Regions from separate parts of the Homo sapiens genome. Here region 1 is linked to region 2. A link is a contact called in ENCODE Hi-C data. All regions are on one chromosome and are shown on one strand. Each heading gives the region's core, a stretch centred on a gene start or an enhancer-like site at or near the end of the contact. The rest is flanking DNA. Distances are from core to core; before and after follow the strand shown. Region 1 holds the start of PCDHB14 (protocadherin beta 14). Region 2 holds the start of PCDHA10 (protocadherin alpha 10).

The links. A loop is a pair of places that touch in the nucleus more often than their neighbours do.
Region 1: a map with no recorded cell type shows a loop between it and region 2 (1.8-fold over the local background). The contact joins the promoter of PCDHB14 here to the promoter of PCDHA10 in region 2. A Hi-C loop is called at or near these places in 1 of 37 single-sample maps with no recorded cell type.

The regions. Positions count from the first base shown.
Region 1 is chr5:141,220,107-141,226,846 of GRCh38, reverse strand. It overlaps PCDHB14 (protocadherin beta 14), which reads right to left and starts at 3,504. Exons shown (of 1, transcript NM_018934.4): 1 at 1-3,504. The coding sequence starts at 3,341. The coding sequence ends at 945. It also overlaps PCDHB@.
Region 2 is chr5:140,852,477-140,858,928 of GRCh38, reverse strand. PCDHA10 (protocadherin alpha 10) reads right to left here and starts at 3,032. Exons shown (of 4, transcript NM_018901.4): 1 at 493-3,032. The coding sequence starts at 2,880. The region is part of intron 1 of PCDHA1 (protocadherin alpha 1); the gene reads right to left. All of the region lies in intron 1 of PCDHA2 (protocadherin alpha 2), which reads right to left. The region is part of intron 1 of PCDHA3 (protocadherin alpha 3); the gene reads right to left. It also overlaps PCDHA4, PCDHA5, PCDHA6, PCDHA7, PCDHA8 and PCDHA9, and 1 more gene.

The DNA.
Region 1 (6,740 bases), core at 2,255-4,754, 370 kb before region 2:
AAAACAAAAACAAAAAACTAGCTAAGGCGGGCAGATCGCTTGAGCCAAGGAGTTCCAGACCAGACTGGGAAACATGGCAAGATTCCATCTGTACAAAAAAAATACAAAAGAATTAGCCAGGCCGTAGTGGCCTGTGCTGGTGATCCAGCTACTCAGGAGGCTGAGGCAGGAGAATCACCTGAACCCAGGAAGTCAAGGCGGCAGTGAGCCATGATGGTGCCACTGCATTCCAGCCAGGTCAATGGAATGAGACCCTGTCTCAAAAAACATAAATAAATAGAATTAAATTAAGAAAACCAAAGAGTGACAGCAAAGCCCAGAGCATTATAAGACTCTTCCTCCACAACAGGATTATCAACAAAAGCAGTTACAGAAAAAATTACTTAAGAAATTAATAATTTCCAATGTGACCACTTAAGTTTCATCATAAAGTAAATATTTGAAAAACTAATAAGGTTCTCCAGAACTGAAAATGGAGGGATAGCATCTTTGTTACCCTTTCTAAAGAACATTTTCAGAGAGAATAGTGGGATAAACGCACTACATTTTCGACCCAGATTCAGCAACGCTTTTTATTTTTATTTTATGCTTTGATGGTGTCTAGATTTAAGTTACATATATAATGACATTAGCTCTTAATACTTTAGTTTGCATATCCAAATAATTGAGAATATGGTCTTGCATAATACCATTATCACAGCAAAAATAGCAATAACTCCATTAATATAACATTTTGGCCAAATAAATGAAAAACCAGAAAACACAGATTACATTTCCACGTCATTATAGCCACTAATAAAGATTTTTAAAGAAACTGTGAGAAAAACAAGAGCTATAATCATGCATGCAACTACAGTACAACCAAGAATCCACAAAAGATTATGCAAAAAGTACCATCAGCTTGCCAAGAATAACCAAAAATTAGACATTTAAAATAAATTGTTTTATTGAATGTTAAGTCCAAAGCTATTTCGAAAGTTCTCGATTTCCCCCATATTCCTACCAGTGTCATGAACTTGAAAATTGGGGATAATCGGCTTCAGAAATTTGAACTCATTTGTCCCGGAACCTCCTGTCAGACACACCTCGTATTGGTAGCTCTGGGACAGGGTCCCGGTGCCGCTCACGTCCACCAGATGCCCTGGAAAGGGACCCTCGGGCACCGAGCAGCGACCCACCGAGGCCGCCCTGCTCCTCCTGCACAGCCGCACCGCCACGAACAGGAGCACCGAGAAGAGGAAGAGCGACGACACCGAGGCCAATGCCACCACCAGGTAGACGGTGAGGGAGTCGGCCTGGGCCTGGGCCGGGGCCGCCTCAGGGAGCGGCAGGTAGGGCTGGGAGAAGCCGTCCACCAGGAGCACGTGCAGCGTGGCGGTGGCCGAGCGAGGAGGCTCGCCATTGTCCTTGACCAGCACCACCAGCCTGTGCTTGGCCGCGTCGCGCTCGCTCAGCAGCCTGGCGGTGCGCACCTCGCCATTGTGCGCCCACACGCCGAACAGCCCGGGCTCCGTGGCCTTGAGCAGCTGGTACGACAGCCAGGCGTTCTGGCCCGAGTCGCCGTCCACCGCCACCACCTTGGTCACCAGGTAGCCCGGCTCGGCCGCCCGGGGCACCAGCTCGGTGCAGGGCGCGGAGCCGTTCTGCAGCGGGTACAGCACGAAGGGCGAGTTGTCGTTGGCGTCCAGCACCAGCACGCGCACCAGCGCCTCGCTGCTCAACGCCGGGGACCCGCGGTCTGTGGCGCCCACGCGAAACTCGAACTCCTGTAGGGCCTCGTAGTCCAGCGACCTGAGGGCAAACAGGTGGCCATTGTCCGCGTTGATGGAGACCAAGGAGGCGAGGGGCAGGTGCCGGTCCTGGGGCGGCAGCAGCGAGTAGTTGACCTGGGCGTTGGTGCCTGAGTCTCTGTCTGTGGCGCTGACGCTGCCGATGTGCAGGGCGGGGCTGTTGTTCTCGCGGACGAACAGGGTGTAGGAGGTTTGGGTGAAGGTGGGGGCGTTGTCATTGACGTCAGAGAGCAGCACGGTTATGTTGTACTCGGTTTTCAGCCTGGGTGTCCCCAAGTCTGTGACGGTGATCGTGATGTTGTACTCGGCTTGGCTCTCTCTGTCCAGTGCTTTTTCAGAAACTAGAGTGAAAAAGTTCTTGAAGGTCGGTTTCAGGAAAAAAGGGAGGTTATCTTGAATAGAGCAAATCATCCTCCCATTGTCTCCAGAGTCTTGGTCTAGGATACTAAAAAGAGCTACTAGGGTCTCTGAGGCATTCTCTGGAATTCTCTTTGTAATCGACGATATGGTCACTTCTGGTGGGTTGTCGTTTATATCCATAACTTTAACTAGAAGGGTGCATTTTCCTGAAAGACCCCCACCATCTGTTGCCTGAATATTTATAGTGTAGGACTGTATTACTTCAAAATCCAGGGGTGATCTCAAATTAACTTCCCCAGATATTGGATTAATTTCAAATGTTTTACGAATATCTTCTGATGCATGGAAAAATGTGTAAGATATTTTTCCATAGTTTCCTGCATCCAGATCCTTAGCTGAGATGGTGGCAATCCAGGAGCCAAGGGGTCTGTCCTCGGGGACTTGCACCTCATAGAGACTCTGAGGAAACTCAGGGGCATTATCATTGATGTCCAACACCTTGATGAGAACCAAAGTTGTCCCAGACTTGGGCGGGGATCCACCATCCACTGCTGTGAGTGTTAATCTGAGTTCAGCTTCCTGTTCATAATCTAAAGCTCTATCTAGGACCAGCTCTGGGTATATCTTTCTGTCACTACTGTCGGGAATTTTAATGTAGAAGTGAGAATTGGGGCTAATTGTGTAGTTTTGGAGACTGTTGCTTCCGACATCCAAATCTTGAGCACTCTCCATTAGAAAGGTAGCTCCAACAGTGGTACCTTCTGATATTTTAATAAGTATTTCCTTGTCTAGAAATGTAGGGGAGTGATCATTTATGTCTTTGACACACAGCTCAAACCGAAAAAACTGTAAAGGGTTTTCCAAAACCACCTGAAAATGCAGCACACAGGGCTCGGTGGAGCCACACAGCTCGTCTCGGTCTAGTTTCTCATTTAGGAGCAAATTCCCAGTCAGCAAATCAAGGTGCAAATACTTTTTATTATCATCAGACACTACCCGGGCTTCACGTGAAGACAGCTCCTCCACCCCCAGCCCTAGGTCCCTCGCTAGATTAGCCACAAAAGAGCCAATTTCTGTTTCCTCTGCCACAGAATAGTGTGCAGATTCAGTACCTGCCCGAGACAATCCCAGCAAAACAAGGAATATTAGAACTTGCCTTTTTCGCAGATCGAGTGCCCCTCTGATCTCCATGGTTCCTTTAGGCAATCTCTTGTGGAAAAACTGAAGCTCAGCCGTAATTTTGGAAGCTGAAGCTCTGGTTTTTAACAGGAACCCCCTGGAGAGTGTATCCTCCAGCAGCTCTGTAGGCGAAGCTCCTTTAATGCCTGTCTTTTCAGTGGGTTGGATGCTTTCTGTTCTCCTGAATAGCGAAGCTCACCGTGCCAGCCTATGTACTGTTTTCGTCTTATCCTGTAGCGCCACCATGTGTCTCCATGTTTTTTTTTTCATTAAAAAAGTTTTCCTCTTTGAAAAAGTAATTCATAAATACATCCGGAACATTCGAAACAAATCCCAGACATCATTTTTTTTCCTTTAAATACTTCACTAAGTATTTTTAATAGGTAAGGCCTTCTAAAAGATAATTGTAATAAAACGTTCACAATCAACAACTTGAGCAATAATTCCTTGGTGTAATTTATACTGCATTTGGTTTTCCCCAGTTCTCTCCAAAATGTCCTTTGCTGTTGGTTTGTTTGAATTTGAATCCAGAAAAGTCCATACACTGCATTATCACTGTTTTGAATGCTCGGCACTAAAGGATCTGTTAAAATATTCTGAACTGAAGAAATAATTTTTTATTTAAGTCATTTCTCGAGTAATTACAAATATATTATCTCCTTCACTCTTGTAAATACTTGTTGTCAGCTATAGTTGGTAATATCATTACTTTTTTCACTTTTATATTTTAAAAATATAAAGAAGGACATGGCACAAATAAGTTAGAGATAATTCTTGCTCTTACAGAGCTCACAAGCTAGAAAAATTGGCAGACAAGTAAACGAAGTATGTCATAATGTATGCATTTATAAAAAGTAATATAGAAATACCTAGAAAAGACTTCTTGTACCTAGGAGGCTGCATACCTTAGTGCTTGGGAATATGGGATCTGGAACCAAATTATCAATATTAGAATCCTGGTTATGTGACTTACTATCTATAAGCTTGGGCAAGTTATAGATACCTTTGTTTCCTCACCTGTAAAATGGGGTAATAATATTTGTCTCCTATGATTATTATCGTAGGCATCTAATGAATTAATATTTACAAAGTGGTTTGTAAGTGCTGGTTAAGTGTCTGTCAAAAATAAAATAATTAAGATCAAAGTCGGACTTGGGACATCAGTGAAAGCTTTCCTGAGGTAATGAAAAATACATTGTGATCTGAAGGAACTAGCCAGGAGAAGGAGGAATATTTCAGATGGGCATTTTGAGGAACACAGAGAAATGAAGTATGCCTTGGACTTTAAAAACTATGGAAGGGGAGGGTCTAACAATGAAATTAGGGTTAAAAGCATGGTGAGAACATGAATCATTATACAGGTCATATCATGCATTCTTGAATTTATCCTAAAGGTAATTCAAGTACAAAGATGGGTTTTAAATATCTGATTAACATGATTACATCTGCATTTTAAAAAATCAGTTTGGCTGCAGTATGGAGAATTAATTTCAGGGGGAGTGACTGGAGAATCAAGGAGATCAGATAAGAGATGATGATCTGGATGAGGATAATGCCAGTGTGGATGGAGAGAAGAGGGATGAATAGAAAGGTATGAGGAGATGAAATGTTTTCAACTGTTGGTTGATAGGTTGCATGGGGAGAAAAATGGGAAAGACTCAGAGATGATATCACACCTCTGGACTGGGCATCTGGATGACTAGTGGTGTCATTCACTAGGACAGGGAATGCTAAAAAAAAACATGATTGGGGTGGAAAAAGATGAAGTGTTCAGTTTTGAACATGCTGATATTGAGGTAAGTGCCTGTAGGATGTGTGTTTGCGTGGTGGTGGGGTGTGTGTGTGTGTGTTTGCATATAACCAAAGCATAGGAAATAAATCTGAGCTGGCAATATGAACTGTGGTGTGTATATATGTATATATATAGAGAGAGACAGAGAGAGACAGAGAGAGAGAGCATATATATAGCATATATATAGAGAGAGAGCATATATATAGCATATATACAGAGAGCATATATATAGCATATATATATATATAGCATTCATGGTTTCAATCACCATATATATATATATATATATATATATACACACCATGAATGCTCTAGGATAACCAAGCAAAAGTGTGTCAAATAAGTATAAAAGAGGCTTGGCACAGAACTCTGAGAAACATCTTCATTTAGAGGAGACAGGGCAAGAAGTATATTTGAAAAGATAAAGAAGGCTCAGAGTTCAAAATCATGAAATCAAAAGCAAATAGCATTTTAAGGAGATAAGGAAGATCAATGGCTGCAAATGCTTCAGAAAAATCAAGAAAAATAAGTATGACAATTATCCAGTGGGCTTAAAAAGATGGTCATTGTGGAGGATTCTGATAGATGTCTGACAAAATCTGTTTTCCTTTGCTTCTATAGTAATAGAACTGTGCCCAGGTATGTGGCCATGAAGGTAGATTGCCCATCCCAGCCTCCCTTGTATTTGAGTGTGGCCAAGTGAATTAAGTTCTCACAGATGGATTGTGAGCAGAATTTCTGTCTTCCCCTTCCAGTTATAGAACAGAAATCATCTGGATATGCCTCTTTCTTCCAAGCGAGCTAGAACCCAGATGTGACAGTGACCCAGCTACAGCCATGCAGATTATATTGCCATAGGGAATGTTGAAGAAATTACTTGAAAGAAAATTTGGTTTCAGAAGGACTGTGAGGATGAAAGCTGCCCTACCTACCTAATAATTTTTACATTGGTACTGTCATGTGAAAAAGAGAGACATGTTTACAAGCCACTGTGTCATTGCATCACATTGGTTCCACAGTATAATCTTAACTTATATGGAAATCTTTGATAACATTTGCAATAGCAGTTTCAGTAGAATGGTTGTGATGAAAATTAGATTGTACTTCGGTGCAAAGTGAGGCGGATGAGGAAGCAAAAATGAGGTAAACCGCTCTTTCAACAATTTTTTTTTTGAGACAGGGTCTCAGTCTGTCACCCAGGCTCACTGGCTCACTGCATCCAGGCTCTCAAGAAATTTGTAAAGAATGAAAAGGCTGTAAAAGGAATAAGAAATACATTGGTATCTGGAGAAGAATTCAGACTCAGAGAGTATTTTAAAGACTAGAGAAACTTGAATATATTTAAAATGCCAATGTGTAATGTTCAGTAGGGAAGGAGAAAATTAAGATACAGAAGGGATAATGCAAGTCCCCTAGAAAGGTTGTTAAAGATGGGATCCAGGCAATGTATGAAGTGTTTGGATTTAGACCAGTGGGACGGACCTCAGCAGGTGAAAAGTATAGATACAGATGCTGTTAAAGCTGTGGAGTAGGGGACAGGAAAATGAATTTCTAGCTGATGGATTCTATTTTCTCAATAAGGTATCAGGCAAGTTCATCGGATAAAAGGGGGTATCTAA
Region 2 (6,452 bases), core at 1,783-4,282:
ATCTACTATGGCAGTATAAGCTGTGGTACGCTACACATATTCTACACATGGAGGAAAACACATTTTCACTGAAGAGATATAGATCAGTGGAATTTTTTGGTAATGCAAATACAATCAAATCAAAATTTAGATTGGAAATGAAATAACATGAAGTACTAATCTCACAAATATTTGTAACGAAAAGTGATTATGAAAGTAAATCGTCAGAACTGCAACCTATATCACATATTTGTATTGGAAAATATTAGTGTATTCAGAATAAATTGTTATTTAAAAAAATTTAAGTACCAATCAAAGGCTGACACACTGGGTAGGATAAAAAAATTTTAAAACTCCTGGAATAAATTATATTACAAAGGTATCACTAGAAATATTCAAGCATAAATGGAATGTAGACAAAAATGAAATATTCTGATACATATTTGAGAAAATGCGGTAAGAGAAAATATTATTCATAAAGCACAAAAGGAAAATGAAAACGTAATAACCCACCTTCCTAGAGTGGTCCCCTCCAATAGACTGATCTTCCCCGTCCACATCTACCATTGGGCATGGTGGAAGGCTGGGGCTGAAGGCCATGAGGTCCGCCTTGGGCAGGCCCTCCCCAGAACACACCCTCTGCCGCCTCTGCTGCGAGTAAGACCAGCTCCCCACCGCGCTAGAGCACACCAGCGTGGGCTTCACCGGCCCACATGCGCCCTCGGTGGGCGCCGCCGAGCACCTCAGTGCAGTGTACAGCAGCAGCGTGAGCACCAGCAAGCTGGACACCGCGCAGATGGCGATGATCAGGTACACGTTGACATCCACCAGGGCCACCTCGGGCGCCACGCCCACTGAAGCCCGCGACGAGGCCTTGGGTGCCTGGCTGCCCTCCACAAGCGACACAAGCACAGTGGCCGTGGCCGTCAGCGACGGCTCGCCATGGTCCTTCACCAGCACCAGTAGGCGCTGGCGTGGCGAGTCAGTCTCATCCAGAGCGCGCGTCGTACTGATCTCGCCCGTGTACAGCCCCACGCGAAACGGGATGCGTGCACCAACCGCCGCCGACTGCAATTCATACGACAGCCACGCGTTGTATCCAGAGTCAGCGTCCACTGCGCGCACCTTAGCCACCACGTGACCCGCAACCACCGACCGCAGCACCAGCTCACTGACTGCACCGCCCGCGCTGCCAGCGGGAGACGCCAGCAGCGCGGGAGCGTTGTCGTTCTCGTCCAGCACGAACACCTGCAGCGTCAAGTTGCTGCCCAGAGGCGGCACGCCCCCATCGCGCGCGCTCACCTGGAACTGTAGCAGCTCCAGCTCCTCGTGGTCCAGCGGCTGCAGCGCGTACACCTTGCCGCTCTCCGCGTGCACCGACACGTAGCTCGACAGCGAGCGCTCGCCCAACCGCCGCTCCACCAGAGAGTAGGACACCAGGGCGTTCTCCTGCGCGTCCGCGTCCCACGCAGACACCGTGAAGATGTGGCAGCCTGGCGGGTTGTTCTCCTTCACGAACACCGTGTACTCGGACTGCGCGAACGCAGGCGCGTTGTCGTTCACGTCGGCCACCTCCACAGACACGCTGGCCGTGGCCCACAGCGGAGGCGAGCCCCCGTCCCGCGCGGTCACCACCAGCTCATAGGCCGACACCCTCTCGCGGTCCAGAGCGCTGTCCAGCACCAATGAGTAGTAATTCTTGTAGGTGGACACCAGCTTGAACGGAACGTGAGGCGTCAGAGAGCAGGTGACCTGTCCGTTGGCTCCTGAATCATGGTCAGAAACGCTGATTAGGGCAATGACGGTGCCCACTTGAGCATCTTCTTTCACTGGGAGAGACAGAGAAGTGACAATCACCTCAGGTGAATTATCATTTTCATCCAGTAGTTCCACTAGGACCGTGCAGTGACCAACCATAGGTGGGTTTCCCTTATCTGTAACATCTACATGAATTTCATAAGTGTTACTGTCCTCAAAGTCAATAGCATCATTTACTTTTATTTCTCCCGTCCTTTCGTTTATCCAAAATTTCCTTCTTATCGTGGGTGGGACCAAAGAGCTAAATGAATACATCATTTCCTTGTTTATTCCTTCATCCGAATCAGAAGCGTTGAGCCGTATTACTAATGTTTGGTTCACTTGATTTTCATACATCTTAACTTCATAAACCGGTCTGTCAAAGATAGGGGCGTTATCATTGGCATCTAACACCAGGATCAGCAGAGAAACAGATCCGGTAAATTCAGGTTTGCCTCCATCAGTTGCTGTCAACAACAACTTTAGCTGAGGATTTTCTTCACGATCCAGCAGCTTCCGCAGAACAAGCACTGGGAATTTGTCTTTGTCTTTTTTGTTTATAATATCAAGAACAAAATACTCATTTGGACTGAGTTTGTAAGTAAGCAATGCGTTCTCTCCAACATCCGCATCAGATGCGCCTTCTAGTGGAAATCGAGAGTCAAGCAGTCTGGATTCAGGTATTGAGAGCTTTTGTTCTGTTACGGAGAACCTGGGCGGGTTGTCGTTAATGTCCTTCACTTCCACGTCCACATGGAAAACCTGCAGCGGCCTGTCCACGATCACCTCCAGGTGGATGCTGCACTCCACGCTCCGCCCGCACAGCTCCTCGCGGTCAATCCGAGAATTCACAAACAAAATGCCATTCTGCAGATTTACCTCCAGAAGGTCCCCGTGTCTTTTGGACGCCACCCGGAACAGGCGCTGCACCAGCTCCGCCAGCTCCAGCCCCAGGTCCTGCGCGATGCGGCCCACGAAGGTGCCGTGTCTGGCCTCCTCGTAGACTGAGTAGTGGAGCTGGCCGCTCCCCACCTCCCAGGCTGCGAGGAGAAGAAGCGAGAGCAGCAGACACTGGACCCCCAGGCAGCTACATCTGGAAACCATCTTATCCTTCTCTTGTTTTACAAATCGACGAATCAGCGGTCTAGAACGCACATACGATCTGACATTTTCTGTCCTATTTCTTATATCTATTTTTTATCGAAATGGCTGAGATCTCAGAATGACGCTACTTCCTAGTCCTTGAGAAACTGGCTGATGCCTTTGTTCTAAAAAGCTATTTTGTGGACGACAGCGACATCCGGTGGCTTTAGGTGTAAGTACGATTCCATGAGTTCACAACTTTTCTTTCATTCATATGTTAATTCTTTTTTTACGTATTTTTATGTCTATGGACTTTCAAAGCCTCACATTACGTCTCTTTATAGTTAATAACAATAAATGTTGATCCCACGTGCAATGTTTTCTTAAATGTAGACTCTCAGAGTAGTGATTTCTTCCCTAACCACATGATTATCAATAGCCGAATTTCAAAATGCCCTTAATATTTGCATACTACTGAGTATACTAATATTTTATTAAATGACAACTTTAGTTCCATTTAAGTTCTGACACTTAACTTACTTCTCTTTCTCATTATTTTGAGATTTAATAAGGTTTATTTAGACACTAATGTCAAGCATCAACTATCTGTGAGGTGTTTATAACTCCGAAGATCTAGTCATCACTAGAATTTAGAGATCATTAGCTTCAACATCAGACATTTCTCCATTTAGATTCCTATTATCCTACTCACTAGCCACATGACTTGGGAAAATCGTTTAACCTCTCCCTCCCTCATGTTCCAATTTTATAACTTTGGCCTAATAGTAATACGGTGGTTGAGTGAATTATAATATAGTAAGTGCTTGCAATAGTACCTTAAGGAGAATGAGTGCTTCATAAATGGAAACTATTCTCAGGCCTCAATTTGGCCACATTTGTTTTCATGAGGCTCAATACCAAATTTGGCTCATCAGGCAAAATTATTACCTATAGAATGCCTTAATTATTGCTACTGCACAGGCTGAGAGTGGTGGTTTCTGTATTTAAGAAAACAGAAAAGTACTATTACAGAAAAATCCTTTATACAAGAAGTTTCATTTTATAATATCTTACACGGGCAAAAAGAATCTTAATTATAATTCTGAATAAAGTAATTAAGAAATTTATTATTTCTGCTTTCAGAGGCAAATGCTTTCAACCCTGTTATATTTACGCTTTTCAAATGCCCAAAAGACACAGTTCTGAAATATATCTAGTAATTTTATCAATGTCAGTGAAGTTTTTCATCACCACTTGCAGTAAAAATATTTTTTTCTCTCTCAAAGTTCTTGAAATCAAATATTCAGGAATGAAAATGTAATATATCTGTGCTGCTGAAAAAAACTTGAGTTTTCTGTCTTTCCAAGAAAGGAAAACTTAACAACAGACATATTGGTCTTATGCAAGGGTTAATTTATTTTATTTAATGATGTTTTGACTTTTCTAAAGAATATTTTTAAATGTGTCAATTACTTTAAACTTTTTTTATTAAAATCTGAATGACAGAGCAACAATATTTATGAATAAGAAAACTGACAGAAATGGGTGTCACTTAATCCATCAGTTTATGTGTCCTACTAAATTCTGTTTCTATACTTCTCTACTCCTCTGGAATGCCTCTTGCATCAAAATTCATTCAAATTCTGATTTTAGAGATTACTTTTTTATAAACCCTGAATTAAAATGTAATGAGTTATGTATCAAAATATCAACGTTTGTTTTAGCTATCTGGAGCGTAAAATAAGTTTGCCATTGATCAATCATCTCCACGCACAAAATAATAAAAACTAAACTCAATTTCTACTAATGTACATTTTATACCAAGTGATAACATAAATATCCCAATGTAGATGTCCAATATTGAATAAAAAGTAGGGAGTAGTTAAACTACTCTTTTTTTTTTTTTTTTTGAGACAGAATCTTGCTGTCACCCGGGCTGAAATGCAGTTGTGCCATCACAGTTCACTGCAGCCTCAATGTCCCAGGCTCAAGCGATTCTCTCGCCTCAGCCTCCTGAGTAATTGGGACTAGAGATGTGTGCCACCATGCCCGGCTAATTTTTTTTTTTTGGCAGAGATGAGTCTCACTACATTGGTCTCAAACTGCTGGGCTCAAGGAAGGGACCCTCCCACCTTGGCCTCCCAAAATGTTGGGATTGCAGGTGTCAGGCCACCACATCTTTTTAAATTACAGAAACTTGCACTGTCAAGTATCAAATAGGGCTATGGATCTAAAATTTCGGTTGTATGAGAATCATCTCAGGTGTGCTTTAAAATGAAAATTTGCTCTTACTACCCATTTCAGAATTTCTGAGGTGGAGCCTTGAACCAGAACATTCAATGAGGACTTAGGTGCTGCTAATGCTAATGCGTTAGCAGGTCTAAGGATAGGTTGACCATAGGCCCCAATTTGTCTGGAACAGGCTCAATTTAGGTCTGTGATCTTGTATACTTATTTACAGCACCCCCTTTGCTCTCAAAGTGTCTAAGATATTGGGTGACAACTTAGTTTTTCCTATATAGTAATTACAACTTGAAAAGAGACATAGGAGGAGCTTCATTATTGTTTCATGATTCTAACTTGAATTGAGGAATGTTAACTACAGATGCATATAAGGAGACCTATTAGGCAAAATAGGAAAGTGTCTCTTCTGCTTTCACCTCTCTGTTTTGAACTTGACAGGCTGTTTTGAATTTTACCATCTCTGGATCCCTGTGAGTTCATGTTTGCTAATGACCTCAAAAGATAAATTTATTACTAAGGTGTTCACAGCCCTTCTGAGAATTTGCATATGATGAGAGCTTGTACTCTGAGAGAGAATAGAGATTAATATGAAGGACTAAATTACCAATCCCATCAATACAGCCGTCAATAATAAAGAACACATTTTAGGCCAGGCGCGGTGGCTCACGCCTGTAATCCCAGCATTTTGGGAGGCTGAGGCGGGAGGATCATGAGGTCAGGAGATCGAGACCATCCTGACTAACACGGTGAAACCCCATCTCTACTAAAAATACAAAAAAATTAGGCGGGCATGGTGGCAGGCGCCTGTAGTCCCAGCTACTCGGGAGGCTGAGGCAGGAGAATGGCGTGAACACGGGAGGGGGAGCTTGGAGTGAGCCAAGATGGCACCACTGCACTCCAGCCTGGGCAACAGAGCGAGACTCTGACTCAAAAAAAAAAATACGTTTTATGATTATTGATGACATAGTAAATGCTTAGTAAGTACTAGCTCTAAGGAGACTGGAGGACTTAGGGCGGGAGACAAATGACATCTGTAGCATCCCTCTATTCACATCAAATAATCAGATACCTGGGTCCAAGTTTAAATGGCACATGAAACTTGAAAAACGTGCAAAGACAAAGATACTTGAAAGTATAAGACTATATTCAAGGTGAGTTGTGCTGATAGACAGATATAGATAGGTTTAATGACAGGAGCTCAGAGACCACTCAAGTTTTGAAAGAAAATGACAAAAAAAAAAAATAAAAAAGCCTTGGCACAGTGGCTCACAGCTTTAATCCCAGCACTTTGGGAGGCCGAGGTGGGAGCATCACAAGGTCAGGAGTTCGAGACCAACCTGGCCAACATG